Regions from separate parts of the Homo sapiens genome. Here region 1 is linked to region 2. Evidence: chromatin contacts called from ENCODE Hi-C data. All regions are on one chromosome and are shown on one strand. The core of a region is the stretch at or near the end of the contact, and the rest is flanking DNA. Distances in the headings are between cores, read along the strand shown.

The links. A loop is a pair of places that touch in the nucleus more often than their neighbours do. Pooled maps may share reads with other maps.
Region 1: a pooled map shows a loop between it and region 2 (3-fold over the local background). The contact joins the promoter of KCND1 here to the promoter of PPP1R3F in region 2. A Hi-C loop is called at or near these places in 1 of 50 pooled maps.

Annotation. Positions count from the first base shown.
Region 1 is chrX:48,969,795-48,975,789 of GRCh38, reverse strand. KCND1 (potassium voltage-gated channel subfamily D member 1) reads left to right here and starts at 3,946. Exons shown (of 6, transcript NM_004979.6): 1 at 3,946-5,995. The coding sequence starts at 5,519. It overlaps GRIPAP1 (GRIP1 associated protein 1), which reads left to right. Exons shown (of 26, transcript NM_020137.5): 25 at 481-635; 26 at 1,505-2,067. The coding sequence ends at 1,597.
Region 2 is chrX:49,268,504-49,274,580 of GRCh38, reverse strand. PPP1R3F (protein phosphatase 1 regulatory subunit 3F) reads right to left here and starts at 4,788. Exons shown (of 4, transcript NM_033215.5): 1 at 3,708-4,788. The coding sequence starts at 4,711. RefSeq lists a silencer at 4,513-4,752 and enhancers at 5,453-5,502, 5,200-5,699.

The DNA of each region.
Region 1 (5,995 bases), core at 2,697-5,196, 300 kb after region 2:
TGTCCACTTTCTCCTTTCCTCTCCCTGTGCCTCATCTTCCTCTCCTCTCTCTCTCCCTTCTCTCTTCTCCGTTTCTCTTTTTCACCCCACTCCTTCATCTTGTCTCGCTGTCTATATTGTTTTCCTTCTCTGTATCTTCATTGCTTTTGCTTTCTTTCAAACTTTCTCCTTCACAGATTTTTCTTTATTAATCAGAATCATACTGACCAACATGTGCTGAGGACTTTCTGTGTGCTCTGTGCTTCACATACAGTCATGTGCATCTTTCCAGTTCCACAAGTTAGTTATCCTCATTTCTCGGGGCCATAGAGCTAGTGAGTGACAGAGCTAGGTTTTGTATGTCAAAGCCTCTGTCCTACATGACATGGCTTTTCCTGCTGCCTTCTCCCCTGGTATTCGTCTCCCTCTTTTCTCCTCTGGCTCTGCCTGGCTCTCCTCTGGCTCTGCCGAGGGGGTGGTTTTCAGCCTGGGCCCTTGCAGATGTGTCTGTGGCAGCAGGCCACACAGACCGCAGCGGGCTGGGCAGCGTCCTGAGAGACCTAGTGAAGCCAGGTGACGAGAACCTTCGGGAGATGAACAAGAAGCTGCAGAACATGCTGGAGGAGCAGCTCACCAAGAATATGCACTTGCACAAGGCAAGTGTGGCCTGCCAGCCTACCCATCTGTTCACCCAGCCACCTGCCTACCCAGCCACATAGCCCCTGGGTCATCTGCCAGTCCCCTTGCCCACCCACCCAGCCTGTCCTCCCAGCTATCCTCCTACCCACTCATCAACTACTCCATCATGCTCTCATCTTCCACCCTCTCATCAACTTATTATCCATTCATTCCTTCCATGTACCCGCTCATCCATTTATCTACACATTCACCCAACCATTTGCCCATCTGTCCATCTACCCAATCTACTACTTACTTATCTCATTGTCTACCCCATGTCCTGCCACCCATTTCTTGACATATCATTCTCTTATCTACTCATCAATTGCCCCTTGTGTTACCTTTCACCCACCCAGTTACCTGCCTGCCCACCTGTTGATCTCCATCTGTCCTCTGGACAATTCATTCGTCCACCAATTTGTCTACCATAGATCCCCCATGCCCATGGGTCCACACACACATCTTTCTGCCCAAACTGCCACCCAAGGACTTTCCCCATCTCTGAGAGTTAGAAAGGGGTCAGACCCAGCTCCTGCCTTTGAGAAGCAAGCTCACACTTAGAAGAGCAGGTGGCCAGAGTGGTGGTGTATCCTGCAGCAGCACCATGCCACAGGAGGCATCCCACTCCCATTATCTGTAGCTCCCCACCCATCCTCATGACTTTTCTGAGCCCTGCCCACTGTTGGGGGTGCTGTGAGCTTCTCCAAGTACCTTCTCATCCCAGGCCAGACACAGCTGAGCATTGATTAATGAAAGGGTGTGAGGGAAATCACAGATGATACCCTACGTTTGGCAAGGGAGCAGCCTGTCCCCTTCTCTGGCCCCTGATGGTTCATTTGTTTCTTAGGATATGGAAGTTCTGTCCCAGGAAATTGTGCGGCTCAGCAAGGAGTGCGTGGGGCCTCCTGACCCAGACCTAGAGCCAGGAGAAACCAGCTAAAGACCTGCAGGCTGCACCCACCTCCTCCCCTTCCTACCCCCTAGGATGCTATTCCCTTGGGCTGTGGTGGAAAAATGAGGGCTGGAGCCAAAATCAAATAGCTTGGGAGACTGGACATTAAAGGGGCTAGAGGCCTGATGGTTAGTGTTAATGATCCTGTCTTAGGGCAGAGGCCACCAGGGAGTGGGGATCCTGAGGGAAGGGGCAGGGATTTCTCCTTCTTCTTGGTCCTGGCTCCCAAGGGCTTCTGTCTTCATCTCTGCATGAGCTCTCCTTCCCAGAGACCAACTCTTTTTATTTTATTTTATTTTATTTTTTAATTTATGTCTGGAGCCTGGCTACTCTGCATTTGGGATTGGGGATGCTGGGTGGGTGTGTGGTCCATGTTCAGCGTTCTAGCAACACGTGTGTGTGTGTGTGTGTAAAGGCTATGCAGCCAAAATACCATCTGGCCAGACGGGCCCACCCACTGACTGTCTCGTCTCGTTCTTTTCAACCAGGAGGAATATGCTGGGGGCGGGGAGGTTTACACCATTGGAATAGGGAGAGAGGTCTCTGGCTGCAACGTTACTCTCTTTTCCCCACCCTCATCCAGCCTGTCTCCATTTACTGCTGACCAGCCCCTCAAACTGAGTGGAGCTGAAATACCTGCAGATATGTACATGGGTAGACATGTATGGGATTGTGGGTATAGATGAGTAGACAGATGGGAGGATGGATAAGTGGTTGGATGGACCGATGGATGTATAAGTGAACGGTTGCATGGACTGATGATGGATAGATTGGGAAATAAATGGATGGATGGATAGGTGGTTAGATGAATAAATGGGTAGATAGATTGGTAGGTGGATAGAGGATGGATAGTAGAGATGTAAATGGACAGATGGATAATAGGTCTATGGACAAATGGGTGGATGATTTAGGTAGACAGGTGGATGGATGGGTTTATGGACAGGTTAGGAGTAAATGGACCAATGGTTGGGGGAATGGATGGATGGGTAGATGAGCTAATGAATGGGAAGGGTAAAGAGTGGGAGAAGAAATGACAAGTGGAGCTATGTATGGACAGAGATGGGCAGAGGATGTCACCCTGCATGTGTTCCGGGTGGGAAGAGATGGGCAGAGGATGGATACATACAGATAGATTGGCAAACAGCCAAATGGGGTGAACTTACAAATGGATGAATGAGTGGGTGGGTAGATTAACGACTAAGTGGACGGGTGGGTGGAGGGATGGATAGAGGAATTGATTGTGTGGGTGGGAGAATGGGTGGATGGGTAGGTGGAGGAATGGATGTAGAAATGGACAAATCAGGAGTGTGCCAAATGGGCAATTGGAAGTTTACACGGGTGGGTAAATCTTGGGTGAAAGGCTAGGCCTGGCCCTGCATTACAGTGCCCCTGTCATCACACTCCTTTAATTAAGATTAAGCATCCCTGGTGTGAGCTGTGTCCAGTGCTATCACCTTTCACATCATGTAATGCTCCAAATGACGCTATCAAGTTGGGATAAGTCTCTCCATCTGACAACTGAGGAAACAATGCAAGTCACTTGCTCAAGGATGCAGCAAGTCAGTGGCAAAGCTGGGGTTTGAACCCACCCATAGCCAGCCAGAGGCATTCCATAATCAGTGCTCCTGCCATCCAGAAGCAGAGCCCTCTAGCGGAGGAGGTGTGATTTGAGGCCACTGGATATGGACAGATAAGAGAGACTACCCCCTCGGAGTGGGGCCTGCCTGAGATGGTAGGGGGGTGGGACCTGGATTGTCCCCCTCTACATTCCCTTTACCCTCATTTCATATCTAAAAACAGGAAGTCCCGTGCTCCAATCCCACAGCCGAAGTCTTAGAGCTGGGGCTGTAACCCATGCTGCGCCCCTCAAGGGGGCGGCTTCGGAAGCTTGGCCATCTAGAGAAACACTCCCCAGCAATTACCCCCGACTCCTGGCTCTCCTGCCTTTCCACAGTCTGGGGGGCAGGGAGGGGACAGCGCTGCATCATTCCCTGTGGCACTCCGCTCTGGGGCCATTAACAGACGCCTTCCCATCGATCGGATCTGCTAAGTGCTGCTGATTCAGGCGAGTGGGGGTGGGGGCCCCTGGGGGCAGAGCGGGTAGGAGCTGGGCAGGAAGAGAGGGGAGTCCAGGAAGGAGGTGGAGAGAATTGGCGAAGTTCCCTGCCACCCCCATTTTCCAGATGACGCGACTGAGGCCCAACCAGCTTTGTAGGAGGCGGAGTCTCCCCAGGGTCCCTCTCTGGCTGTCCTAGGGGAGGGGGCTCAGGGAGCCACGAGGCCCCTCCCTGCCTCTCCATCTCCCGGCAAGCTCAGAGGGGCGGGGAGAGAGAGCCAGAGGAGGAGGAGAACTCAGGCAGCTCTGCAGAGGGGGCCAGGAGCTCGGGTGTTTGGTACCCCCAGCCCCACCGCTGTTGCTGCTCCTGCAGCGGGGACACAGGTGAGGACGCCCCGAGAGAGAGGGGGAGGGGGACCACCACTAGCGCTGTCCTCATCCTTCCCTGGTCCAGCCCCCACGCCCTAACCCATCCTGGGATAGTCCCCAGGGGTCCCACTGGACCTTGCCCTTCCCAGGCCTCCTTCCAGGGACCCCGCACCCTCCCCCTGCCTATGCCACCTTCTCTCCTATGCCTGGCTGTGGTTGCTTCTCTTCCTCCTGCTGCCGCTGCTGCTACTGCCACTGCCCAGTACACACCGCCAGCCCCTCGGGGTGTGGTTTCCCCAGACCTGCCCCCAACGGTGGGACCCAGCCTTCTCCCGGCGTCTCCTGCCAGCTTCCTGCAAAGCCCAGGAGCCCCCCTCCCTGGAGACACACCCAACTCCCTTTCAACACCCCACCCCCCTCTTAATCCCATTTTGGGGTTAACCCCCTTCCTCTTATTTAGTCTTCATAGATCCCCTGGGTGCTCTGGGATTGTGCCCAACTTCCTAACATTTGAGTCCCGGCCCTTGGAATTCCCCAGGCCCCTTTTTCCTCCCTGTAGAACTCCTGAGAGTGTCGACCAGGCTTTGTTGGCCCGTCTAGATACCCACCTCCCCCAGATAACTCTCAGCCTCTCAAAAAATAACCCAGCCCCCTGTCTACCCCTTTAGATAACCCCTTCCCCTCTCCAGCCCTACTAGGAGGCTCTGGCCTCTCCTTTCTTCCCCAGAACTCCTGTAGAGTATAGACACCCCCCCGGGCTATTCTTGGCAACTCTAGGCAGTCCCAAGACACCTTTCAGCCTCTTTACAACCTCCTGGATCCACAGCCACCCCTCAAGATGCACCAGCTCCCTTTCCAGATCCATGAGGGGGGTCTAACCCTCTTATGCTTCCCCTAGAAGTCTTGAGGGTGTGGACAACCCTCCTCACCTGTCTCAGCCCCTCTAGAACCCCCACTTCCAGGCACTCTCAGTCTCTTTCAAGCACCTCTGGTCCCATTTCTACCCCTCTGGATGCCCCAGTCTCCTCTCCACCACTGCAAAGGAATTCCAGGCTCTTCTGCCTTCCCTGAGACTCTTGAGAGTGCAGAGAATTCCCCACGTGTTTCTTGGCCCCTCTAGACGCCCCCAGACACCTCTCAGGCACAGGCTGACTCCTTTAGAATCATCTCAGTCTCTCTAAACCCTCCCTCAGCTCCTTCTTGGCCCCATCCCCACACCCCTTTTCTGCTCTTCTCCATGTCCCCAAGGCCCTTCTCAGTCCCTCAGAACATTGCCCAGGCCCCTCCTAGGTTCTGTAAATGTCCCCCAGACTCCTTCCCATCTCTTTAGTTCTTCCTCCTGGTTCCTCTTGGCCTCTCTAGACACCCCCAGTTTCCTTGTTTGGGTGGCTCAAGGTGTCTCCAAGCCCCCACCATCCTGGAGACAGCCACATTCTCCTAAACGCCACCCTCACTAAGTCTCCCTGGGCTTGGGGAGTGGCACGATGGCGGCAGGCCTGGCCACGTGGCTGCCTTTTGCTCGGGCAGCAGCAGTGGGCTGGCTGCCCCTGGCCCAGCAACCCCTGCCCCCGGCACCGGGGGTGAAGGCATCTCGAGGAGATGAGGTTCTGGTGGTGAACGTGAGCGGACGGCGCTTTGAGACTTGGAAGAATACGCTGGACCGCTACCCAGACACCTTGCTGGGCAGCTCGGAGAAGGAATTCTTCTACGATGCTGACTCAGGCGAGTACTTCTTCGATCGCGACCCTGACATGTTCCGCCATGTGCTGAACTTCTACCGAACGGGGCGGCTGCATTGCCCACGGCAGGAGTGCATCCAGGCCTTCGACGAAGAGCTGGCTTTCTACGGCCTGGTTCCCGAGCTAGTCGGTGACTGCTGCCTTGAAGAGTATCGGGACCGAAAGAAGGAGAATGCCGAGCGCCTGGCAGAGGATGAGGAGGCAGAGCAGGCCGGGGACGGC
Region 2 (6,077 bases), core at 3,539-6,038:
GAGGACACTGGGGTGGACAGGCTCCCCTGGGGAAGTCCTCTTAGAACTGAGGGATCAACACTGGAGGAGACTGCAAGGGGTACGGGATAAATGTTCCTGGTGAAGGAAACAGCAGGGGCAAAGGCCCTGCAGCAGAAAGGAGCGAGGCCCTTTGGAGTAACAGAAAGACCATGGTGACAGGAGCTCAGAAAGACCACTGGTGTTAAGACTATGAGCCAGTGGAGGCCAGATTGGGGAATGGGATGGGAGGGTGCTTGAAGACCATGGTGAGGCTCTCTTGGTCTTTACTTTTAAGAAGAATAGGACACTTCCAAAGGGTAGTGTCAAGTGCCAAGGAAGATCAGGAGGGCTTTTCCCCACACCAGCCCTAGGACTTTGGACTCTGGGAGCCTCAGTTTGCTCATCCAGGAAAGAGAAATTTAAAACCCTCTACTTCACAGGGAATGTTGTCGGAATTAAACCAGACCTTGCATGAAAATATAGTACTCAGTGAAGTGCCTGGCGAAGAGCAGGGGCTCAGCCAGGTCTCATACAACAAATCCTCTGTACTCCATCCCACAAGCCCTGTGACATCTTAGGACCACTCTGCATCTCTTTCCCTGCTGGAACCTAGCACTGTGCCCAGCACACAGTAGGCAGTCAATAAATGCTTGTCGATGAATCATCTCTAAGCTTTAGAGTTACCAAATGCCTGGTCCAGCAACCCAGGGAAAGCAGCCATTTGGGTTTCTGAACTCTATCCTGATGGCTACCACGGACTTCTCCCATGCCCTCACCTGATGTGGCTGTGCTCAGTGCACAGAGGGCCTACAGCCAACATTTCCTCAACAGGAAGCCCTCTGATAGGGCTCCCACAGGTAAGGGATATACCCTGAGATCCTCCGCCATTTCCCAAGAGGGCTAGGTCACAAAGGGTGGCTAGTCTTCAACAGTGCTGCAAGTCACTGGCAGCACACAGGTTCTAAAACAATAATATGTTGAAATGTACTCACCAAGAAAGCCACCGACCTACAAAGAAACCCTTATCGCTGATCTTGCAATGAGCACCAACCTCCCCTTTGCAAGAGCTGAGATCGAAAGATAAAGAAGCTATCAAAAAGCCATCTGCCCACTTAAAATAATATCACAAGTCATGTTAGGAACCACAGACCTGGGGCCAGATACCAAAACAATTGTCTGAACAGGCTGCTTCAATTTCTCCTTAAAACCGCCCATGTATGTTAAAAGAAAAACACCCTCTCCACCCACCTTGGCCCTGCAAGGTTTTGATTTCTCTGTTCTCTGCCTTTCACACTCTTTAAAATGACCAAACTCCTTTACCCAAACTGTCGCATCTTACAGACAGGGTTCCCATGACAGCCGGCGGGGATGACAGCTTGGGAAAGTGATAGAAATGAAGGTAGCTCTGGGGTACTGGACCTGCTCAGTATCTTCATCTGGGTGGTGGCTACACAAGTGCATACATATGTACAAATCCACTGGGCTATACACAGAATATCAGTACACTTTATGTAGGTATACCTCGATAAAGCAAAAAAAAAAAAAAAGGTAAAAGGAAAGCACGACATGCTGGGAACACCAAGAGTGAAATCCAGAATTTGCCCTGAATCATGCCACGCTTTCTAGAGGACCAGTTTAAAAAAAAAAAATAGAAAAAAATAAATGTCCCTAGCATTTCTTCCCTGGCCCTGTCACTCACTAGCTGAGAGGCTTTGAGCAAGCTGGCTCATCTCTCTGAGCTACCTGTCTCCCCTCTACTAAATGGGGATAATCATAGCACCTACACAACACAGCATGCACAGCAGGCCTCACGGAGAGAATGGATCTGATGTTCATAGCACAGAAATCAGTAAATGCTGGCCAGTTATCTTTTGCAGTTACCACCATGCTTCAGTTACCTTGCCCATGTTTGCTGCATTCAATCCAACCATGCAAAGTGACTGTCATTTCCCTTAGCAGAGAAGGAAACGGAGGCAAGGCCACACAGCTGATGGGCGGAGCCGAATTTAGGAGAGGAATCCAGGAAACTGTAGGTGTGGCTCCCTAAATACTGACACTAGCTAACACCTGTATGATACTACTTTGAGCCAGACTCGGTTCTGAGCACCTTTACTCTTATCCCGTAAAGTAGATGCTATAATTCTGTTTTACAGGTGAGGGTCCTGAGGCATGGTGTAGTTAAATGCGTTGGCCAAGGTCACAAGGCCAGTAAGTGGCAGCGCCAGGATTTGAACCCAGGCAATCTATGCCAGAATCCACACTCTTAATGCTGTAAGAAAAACCATGCTGCCTGCCCCCTTTAAATGAAGTCTCAGATTATGGTGGGGCTCACAGGTGGGTGAGTGGGTACCTGCCTGCCTGCTCAGTTACCCAGGCACATCTGCCCACCAGACCGGAGCTAGACCTTTCTGAACCACTCACAGCCTAAGGCCTTACCAGAACCAGCAGAACCCACAAATGTCTTACTGCAGCCAGGGGCTTCTGACCAAGCGTATACATACAAGGTCCAAAAAGCATTTTCCCATTTCCATTCCCAGTCCTCCCAGGAACAGGGAAATGTATACATTTTAGGGAGAATCTAGTGATCCTGGGCCAGACTTAGGTGACCGCAAAAAGAATCAGGACTAGCTGCTGCCCTTAAAGAACTCATAGCTTGATAGAGGAAACCTAGGGAAATCTTCTGGGGCCCCCTGGGGTATAACTGATTATTTCTCCCTGTCCCTAAATGATCACAGGTGGTGTGGCAAAAAAACAAGGGACAAAAACTTCAAGTCCAGTACCCATCTGGTTCTGTCTCTCTGCTAGAGCCACTGCTTTCTTGTGAGAGCATGGGCTCAGCCCCTCGCCTCCACAGGACTCAAAAGTAGATTACAGCGTTAACAGTAGAGTGCACAGGCTTCAAGGTCAGGCATGGGTGAACTGGAAGAGCCAGGTGCCATCACTGCCTCAACCAGTTTCTCCACCTCTGGAATCCTGGTTTCCTGCTCTGTCAGAAAGAGAATCTGCTCTACCCCCCACTGGCAAAGCCCTTGGTCCACACTATGTCATTGCAGTTCTCTCCACTCCAGCACACTGCTGATCATTCACACCAAGCTCATTTCCACCCCAGGACCTTTGCACTTGCTGTTTCCTCTACCTAGAACACCCTTGTTCCATATATGCACATAACTGTTATTCATCATCCAGGACTTAGTTTAAATGAAACCTCCTCAGAAAAGTCCTCCCTGTTCCTTTTCCTACAAACTCTCCCCCACCTCCCCACCGTATCTGCATAACTCTTCTTTATCATCATTCGGGACTCACCTCCTCAAAGGCCCTCCCTTTAACAGCATGTCTGACACAGTCATTCCCTCCCAATCTATCCCCTTACTCCCTTCAGCAGCTAACTTTGTCCCTATTTATCCTATCTGCTTGCTTGCTTGTTTTTTCAAACTGTCTCCCATAGGAGCCTGTATGAATCCTTGAGGGTAGGGTAGATGTCTGTCTTGTTCAGGGCTTTACAGTGGAACTCAATAAATGGAGGAATAAAACCCCAGTTAAAACAGTGCCTAGCACGTGTTTGACCTCCATCACTCTTTGACTGACTGACTCAATGCACCCTCCTCCCTGTCCTGGAGAGCAGGCCTGAGGGGTTCCTGGGCCGGAATGCTTGTCCTCCATCCCAGACACAGCCCTGCGTTGGCGGAGGTGGCGCTGGCTGACATTACCTGCGCCTCACCGGCTTCATGCAGCTCTTCAGCTGCCTGGCCTCAGCCTCCACGGGACCCTGGCACTCGGGCTGTGGCTCCAGCTGCGGCAGCTGCTGCTGCTGGGGCAGCCCTTCGGCATCAGTGGGTGTGGGAGCGGGTGCGATCCGGAGCAGGACTGTGTAGTTGCGGCCGTGGTTGTTGGCCCAGAAAGTGCCCTCAGGGGTCTCATAGCGCACCACGAAGTCGAGGCGCGCCCCATCGCCCGCGCCCTCAGCAAAGGGCAGCTGGAAGGCAAAGCGGTCGGTGCGGCCGCCGTCGTCGGGCGAGGAGGCGGATGCCTGGCCGGGACCCAGGCCGAGCCCCGGATCCAGGATGGGATCTCCTGCTCCTGTTCCTCCCGCTCCTGCCCACGGCGGGCTGCGCGGGACGTAGCGCGCTGGGTGGTCGCAAAAGGAAGCCCAGCCGTCGTGTGAGGCCCGCACGTGCACCGCCTTCTCGAAGGAGCGGTTCAGCACGCGTACCAACCCGCGCAGCACCGGCGGGCGGCCCCCAGGCACCCACACCCCGGCACCCCCGGGGACCGCTCCGGGAGGCGGCAGCAGCGCCTCCAGCTCCACCATGACGCGCCCCAAGCGCTCCAGACGGCCCGGCGCGGGCGGCAGCGAAAATGTGGGGACCAGGTAAAACCCCCCGCCAGCGGGGACGGGGCACAGCGGTGAGGGCTCGGGGCAAGCCTCCTCTTCCTCCTCCCCTTCATCCCCATCCTCGCCATCGTCGTCCTCGTCGGCCCCGCCGCCGCCGCCGCCATCTTGCCCGGCCGCCGCCGCCATCTTGCCCGCCCCGGGCCCGCCCCACGGCCGGTAGCGGCGCAACTGCGCCAGCGGCAGCCCCAAGGCCTCGTCGGCGAACAGCACCCTCCGCGGGGCCACCGCCGCCTCGACCGAGGTGCGGGGCTCACCCGCGGCCGGCGAGGGGGGCGCGGAATGCCGCAGCGGGGGCTCCACAGGGGCCGTACGCGCCATATCGGCGGCGGCGGCGGCACCGACGGCACCGGCGGCGGGACCGGCGGGGGCAGGGCCTGAAGGGGCGGGCAGCCAATGGGAAGGCCAGCGCGGAGGGGTACGGCTCACGGGGGCATAGGCGGTGAGATGAAGACAAGTATTGCAGAGGGCCAATGGGCAGCCATGCACGGATGACGTACAGCGAATTGAGAGCCGGAGAAGCACGCAGCCAATGGGGATGCCCGGGAGTGGGCGGTGTAGGGGGCGGGATGATCGAGGAATCAATGGAGAGGCCGGAATGGGGGTGGTGCGAAATCCATGATGAAGAAAACAGAAGCAGACAGCTAATGCGGAAGTCTGAGCGAGAGAGGCATGTGGGCGGTGGGAAAAGTGGAATGGCTACAGGCGATGAGGGCAGCCGGGAACGAACGCAGAGGCCCAAAAAGTGGGAGATCCCGCGGGTTGCGTAGGCGGTGGAACGGTAGCTAGAGAGAGAGAACAGCCAATGGAGAGCCACGCGTGGGATGACGACAATGGCTGCAGCGAGCCAATGGGGAGGCTTGTGAGCGTGCACTGCGGCTTCGAAGGGGTGGTGCCAAGGTGGAGCTAGCCAATACGAAGGCTAAAAGGAGACCAAGAGGCGGGTGTGTAGGGAGCCGAGCCAATGGAGGTGGAGGCTGAAGGCGGGAGCGAGGACGAGAGCTGGCGGATAGCCAATGAGGGAGCCAGGGTGAAGGCGTAGAGACCTCAAAGGACAGTACTAGTATGGGATGAGCCAATGCCGAGGCTAGATAGTGCAGCGGGACGGAGGGAGGACTTGGAGGCAAGATGGGGAAAAAAGCAGAGCCGACGGGGGCAGTGTAGGTGGTGTGAAGGGAGGCATGAGTAGCCAATAAGGAGGCTGGAGAGGAGGACGCTGTGTAGACAGAGTCTGAGGTATTGGGTGGCCGGACAGCAGAACCATAGAACGCAGGCAGCCATTAGGAAAAATGTGCTTCTCAGGGATGGGGTTACCCTCTCCCTAACCCTCCGTGACTCCCCATTGCCCCAGGAATACCCAGAGCCCCTGAAGGCCTAGACCACACCTTGGTGTGTGAACTAGGAAAGTGAAAATGACTGTCCTGTTGCAGTTAGTTACTTACTGGGTCCTCCCTGCCCAACTACAACCTTTTCTTGAGCAGTGCCACAAGCCAAGAATGCCCCTGATTGTTAGCCGCAAGCACTCTCCAGGACTTGATACTATTGTTGAATGAATGGCCGAATAGGAAATTTAACTTTCTGAAGGATTCACTTTTTTAAATTTCAGCTCAGCAAACACTGACCTGACTGTGTGCTACCAGAAGTTGATTGGGCATATGGGTAGCTTCTGACTAATGGAATCACAATC